Linked DNA regions of Homo sapiens: region 1 is linked to region 2. A link is an interaction called in ENCODE POLR2A ChIA-PET data of the cell type or tissue named here. Cell type or tissue: PC-3. All regions are shown on one strand.

Region 1 (2,500 bases), 400 kb after region 2:
ATTTGGTAGAAGTCACTTTGCCCCCATTTTTGGATATTTAGGTTATTTGCAATTGTGCTATTATGCTGTGTACAACGTCCTTGTGGAAACTTTGGCAAACCTTGGGTTGTCCATCTCAAACTCTCTCATTGTACTCTGTCCTTTTCAGCCTGCTTCTCTCTCTTTTCCAGTAACTCCTTTAACAACAAGATCAGATCAGGTGGACAGATTATTCTTCAAACAATTTACTATTAGGCAATGAATATGCTGGTTTCTGTGAATTCTGGGATTAAAGAGATACATAGACACATTTTATTTGCAGAGATAAAGAATTACAATAATAAACTAAGTGTTGTGATAGGTTTATATATGTATAAGGTCCATGGGGGCTCGGAAAGAGAGCAGGGGTTGTGAGGGCAGTAGGCAGGGAAGAAAGATCAGGGAGTAAGCATTTATTAATCCTCTTAATGTGCCAGGCACTAAGTTAGGCACATTACTAGGCTCTTAGTTTGCAGCAGTTCTGGGAGGTATGTACACAGTATTATTCTTACTTACCAGATGAGGAAACTGAGCTCAGACAGGTAAGTAATTTGCCCAAGCTCCCACAAGTAGTAACTGGGAGAAAGCCAGAAGTAAACCCAGCCAGATATACTTGACTACCCAACTCTGTCCAGTACTCCACCCTGGCACACCAAAGGATTGGTTCCACCAGTAGCTGAATGGAAGCTAGAATGGCAAGTAGGCATTAGCTAGGTGGAGGGGGTGGGGTCATTGTGTAGAGCATGTCAAGAGGTTTGAAATAGGTATGAGGAGTAGGTGAGATGAGGCTTAAGCTAAAATTTAATTGTTGTGTTTTAAAAATGTATAGTAAGATTGACTCATTTAGTGTACAGTTCTGTGAATTCAGATAATATGGAATTTAGTCCTGTAACCAGATACAATCAAGATACTGAATTGGTGTGTTACCTCCCTGAGTGCCCTCATTCTTCTTCTTTGTAGTCAGCTCCTCCCACCAGCCTTGACTTTTGGCAAACAGTGATGTGTTCTCTATCCTATATGTCATATAAATGGAATGTCATATAATGTCATATAAATGGAATCATAAAGGCTATATAGTATGTAGCCATTTGAGTCTAGTCTCTTTCACATAGCATAATGCGTTTTTGATTATGCCAAGTACTGTGATGTAAATGTTACTGTACAGTTTTGCTGTAGGTTTTTGTCCCTTTCTAAATGTGCTTATATCACTTCTAACCCTAGTTCCATGTAAACAGAATGTTTTTTGGCAAAGAAGTTATTAAGTTATAGCTTCAAATACCATGGAAGCCCTAAATAGTTTCCCGATAAGTGGCCAGGAGAAAGTACAATTGAAAAAAATCAGCTGTCTCTCCCAGTACCCTTTACCTCAGTTATCTCCTTGCTTTTGACATATAAAAATCACGTGGCCGGTTTACTACTGATTGTGACCTTTGCCATCTTAAAAGGGAAGAGAAAGAAAGCGAACAGCTGTACCATGAGGGAGTGGAAGGAATTAATGTTGTTCTTGGCCAGTTGGCACTGTTTTCTTGTGCCTTTCTGGGAAGGGAACAACAGGTGAGAAGGTTTGCTTTTTGTTTTTGTTAGTGTATAAATAAATAGGTTAACTTGTTTTTTATTTGTGTGGAAATGTGAGAGTCCATAGTGAAGTAACTTGCCCTAATAGCTCGTGATTTTTTAAAAGCTCATTAAATATATACACAAATTTATTTTAAGTGTCTTAATGAACTAAGCTACTCCAAGGTTGAGGATATTGTAGGCAATTACTGACGTAAAACTACAAATGTAAAAACCATCTTTGGTAAGTGTCACTTATATCCTATATCCCAACTGCTTTTTCTCCCTTTTATCCTAATTTTAAAATAAAAAAGAAAAGATAACGAAGAACTTTTTATAATAAAACCATGTCAGCCACAGAGAGATGGTGACTGTAAGCTAAGTGACCAGAATGTAGGTGCCTCTAAAAGTTGAGGGTGCACTGTTCTTTGAATTCTTGCCTGTTAACACTTTTCATAACATCTCTGTGAATCACACTCAAATATACTGTACAGTGCTATCACTGATACCTCTCACCTGCCACCAGGCTCTGCCCCTTCCCTACCAATACCTTGCACAAATTCATTGTCCTGAAGCACAGCTTTCTTGCTCAAGAACCAGTGTTGATTTTTCATTTCTTATTGAAACATACACAAATTGTTTACCTGAAATTGAAAACCTTCATGCTGTAGTTTTGCTTTGCCCATTCACATTTATTTCTCTTTGTTACTCATTCCCCTCTACGTTACTTTAGTGAAATCATCCTGTTTTTTAGTTGTCTAACAGCAGATTGAGTTCAGTTACCAATTTTTAAATTCAGTTCTAATTCCATTTCACATTGTAGTTGTTTTGACTAGTTTTTTTCTACTCTATTAAAAGCTCTAGTTGTTCTCTGCTCTCCTCACTTATCTGACTCTGAAATCTTCTAAATGGTACCCACTTTATTTAG
Region 2 (2,500 bases):
TTCCCCACAGTGGCCAGGGCAAGCAGGTTAAAGGCCCCTGCAGCCAGACCCTCAACACTGCACCACAAGCAAGCAATAAGCTTGCACCCACAGACGACTGGCCAGCACTCCAACACCGTGGAGACACTGCTCCCCGCTCTGCCTGAGACAGAGCTCGCAAGAAGGCCTCTTGCTGCAGCCAGGGGCCCTGCTAGACACTGAGAGAAAGGGTCTGCTCTCCAACTCCAGTCTCAGATGGCAAATGGAGCAGACAGAGCCTGTGGGGCAGCTGGCACTCTCCTGGCCTCAAAAAGGCCTAGACCTGGGCATGGAGCTCTGGGAAACGAAAGTGCTCTTGCTTGGTCAGAATTCCGGTGAGCCACTGAGCGTGGCCTTTAATAACCTCAATAAATACGCACCAAGTTAATAAATGAATGAACACCCCTTAATGGTAGAGTGCCCTCTCCTACGAAGCACCTATGATGACTTCAACCCCTTTTTGTCCCTGATTTTTAAGGCACCCACTGTTGTCTGCAGACTCACTTGGGTTTTTTGAGACCATATGCCACTGTCAGGATAATGAGAATAAGAAGGCCTCCACCAATCAGAGAAGTTATGAGGATAATCTCAAAGACACCTTTGAAAAACAAAGAACAAAAGTCAGTAGTGAGTTCCTCACCTTCTTGACAAAAATCAATGATTAACTTTTTCTTCTAGTAGCTTCAGCAACACAATGTCTTATTAGTTTTCTTTCAGTTAAATTCAATTTCTTTCCACTAAAAAAACCCCAGGTCAGGAGTTTGAGACCTGCCTGGCCAACATAGTGAAACCCCGTCTCTACTAAAGATACAAAAAATTAGCCGGGTGTGATAGTGTGCACCTATAATCCCAGCTACTCAGGAGGCTGAGGCAGAAGAATCGCTTGAACCTGGGAGGCGGAGGTTGCAGTGAGCGCTGATCATGCTGTTGCACTCCAGCCTAGGCGACAGGGCTAAACTTCATCTCAAAAACAAAAACAAAAACAAAAACAAAAAACAGAATTTTGTGCCTCCCCATCTAGGTGTCTTCCTGGCAGCATTCATTCCAACAGCATTCATTCAGTGAATACTTATTGAGCACTTACTTTTTAATTTTTATAAATTTTTTTTGAGATGGGTCTTGCTCTGTCGCCCAGGCTGGAGTGCACTGGCATGATCATAGCTCACTGTAGCCTCGAACTCCTGGGCTCAAGCAACCTCCTGCCTCAGCCTCCCAAGTACCTAGGACTTACAGGTGCAAGCCATCATGCCCAGCTAATTTTTAGACTTTTTTTCTTTTTGAGATGGAGTCTCGCTCTGTTGCCCAGGCTGGAGTGCAGTGGTGCATCTTGGCTCACTGCAACCTCCGCCTCCTGGGTTCAAGTGATTCTCCTGCCCCAGCCACCCTGGTAGCTGGGATTACAGGCACGTGCCACCAAGCCCGGCTAATTTTTGTATTTTAGGCAGAGACTGGGTTTCACCATGTTGGCCAGGCTGGTCTTGAACTCCTGGCCTTGAGTGATCCTCCTGCCTTGGCCTCCCAAAGTGCTGGAGTTACAGGCATGAGCCACTGCGTCCAGACAGCAACTTTAGCTAAGGTGTCCAAGGAAGGAGTGAAATTCAAGCTGATCTTAATAGTGAGAAGGATCCAGCCATGCAAAACCATGGAGAAAAGCATTCCAGGCAGAAGAAACAGTGGATGCAAAAGCTTTGAAGCAGCAACAAGGTAAGGAAGATAAATAGAGGCAGAAAGCAGTAGGAAAAATGTGGTCAGTAAGGGACAGATGATGAAAGACCTTGAAAGTTATAGGAAGGAGTTTGGATTTTCTTTAAAATATAATAAAAGTCACTGTGGCTTTTAAGCAGAGAATTCAGGGTTTGAAACTCTGGCTGCTGTGTGGAAAATGGATTATAGAGGATCAAAAATGGAAGCAGGGTGATTTATAATCTATAGACCAGGGTAGGAAACTTCTAGGTTCCAGGGCTGGATCTTGCCTTCATTTAACCCTTGGAGAAAACTCCTTGAGCTGATGAAATTTGTGCCCAGTGTTGCAAAAATTCAATACAGCTTTAAAAAAATTTAAACAGCATATCAAAAAGAGTTCCTAGAGGGCAATGTTAGTCCATCAAAACAGAATATGTTTTCTCTGTAAAAAAAACATGTCATACTCACATTTTCCAGAGTGATAAAGCATTTTATTCTTGAAAAATGTGATGCATAAGAGGCTTTCAAGAATATTTCAAGCAATTTTTAGCTTGCCTCAGTTATTGCAAAAACTTGGCAGTGTTCCTTCATTTTTAATCTAAAAAGCGTTGTTCATTCTTTAAGACAGTTTTAGTACGTACTTAAAAATCAAATCTCTGTCACTCAAGGACTTAGCAAAATTAATATATATCTGTTTCTCCCATTCTCCTTCCTTCTTTCTGCTTCATCCCCCTCCTCATTCCATCTGCCTGCCTCTAAATATCTCCCTTAACCAGCCATCATATGAAGCTACATTTTA

What was found. ChIA-PET counts read pairs that join two places held together with the same protein. Peaks named below come from ENCODE experiments on the same cell type or tissue, not always from the same donor. Only the 100,000 strongest peaks of a DNase experiment are listed, where the experiment ranks them.
Region 1: POLR2A ChIA-PET joins it to region 2 with 5 read pairs; 2 of 35 experiments call an interaction of 5 or more read pairs at or near these places.

The regions. Positions count from the first base shown.
Region 1 is chr5:55,508,877-55,511,376 of GRCh38, reverse strand. All of the region lies in intron 1 of PLPP1 (phospholipid phosphatase 1), which reads left to right. It overlaps MIR5687 (microRNA 5687), which reads left to right and starts at 2,451; the gene lies at 2,451-2,500. In PC-3, no CTCF peak of the experiment used is centred here; a DNase peak (open chromatin) is centred at 996; H3K4me3 peaks cover 407 bases; H3K27ac peaks cover 803 bases.
Region 2 is chr5:55,911,593-55,914,092 of GRCh38, reverse strand. IL31RA (interleukin 31 receptor A) reads right to left here. Exons shown (of 15, transcript NM_139017.7): 13 at 523-616. Among named protein-coding and RNA genes, the nearest start is that of IL31RA, 61 kb to the right of the region's middle. RefSeq lists an enhancer at 2,076-2,500. In PC-3, a CTCF peak has its summit at 2,080; no DNase peak of the experiment used is centred here.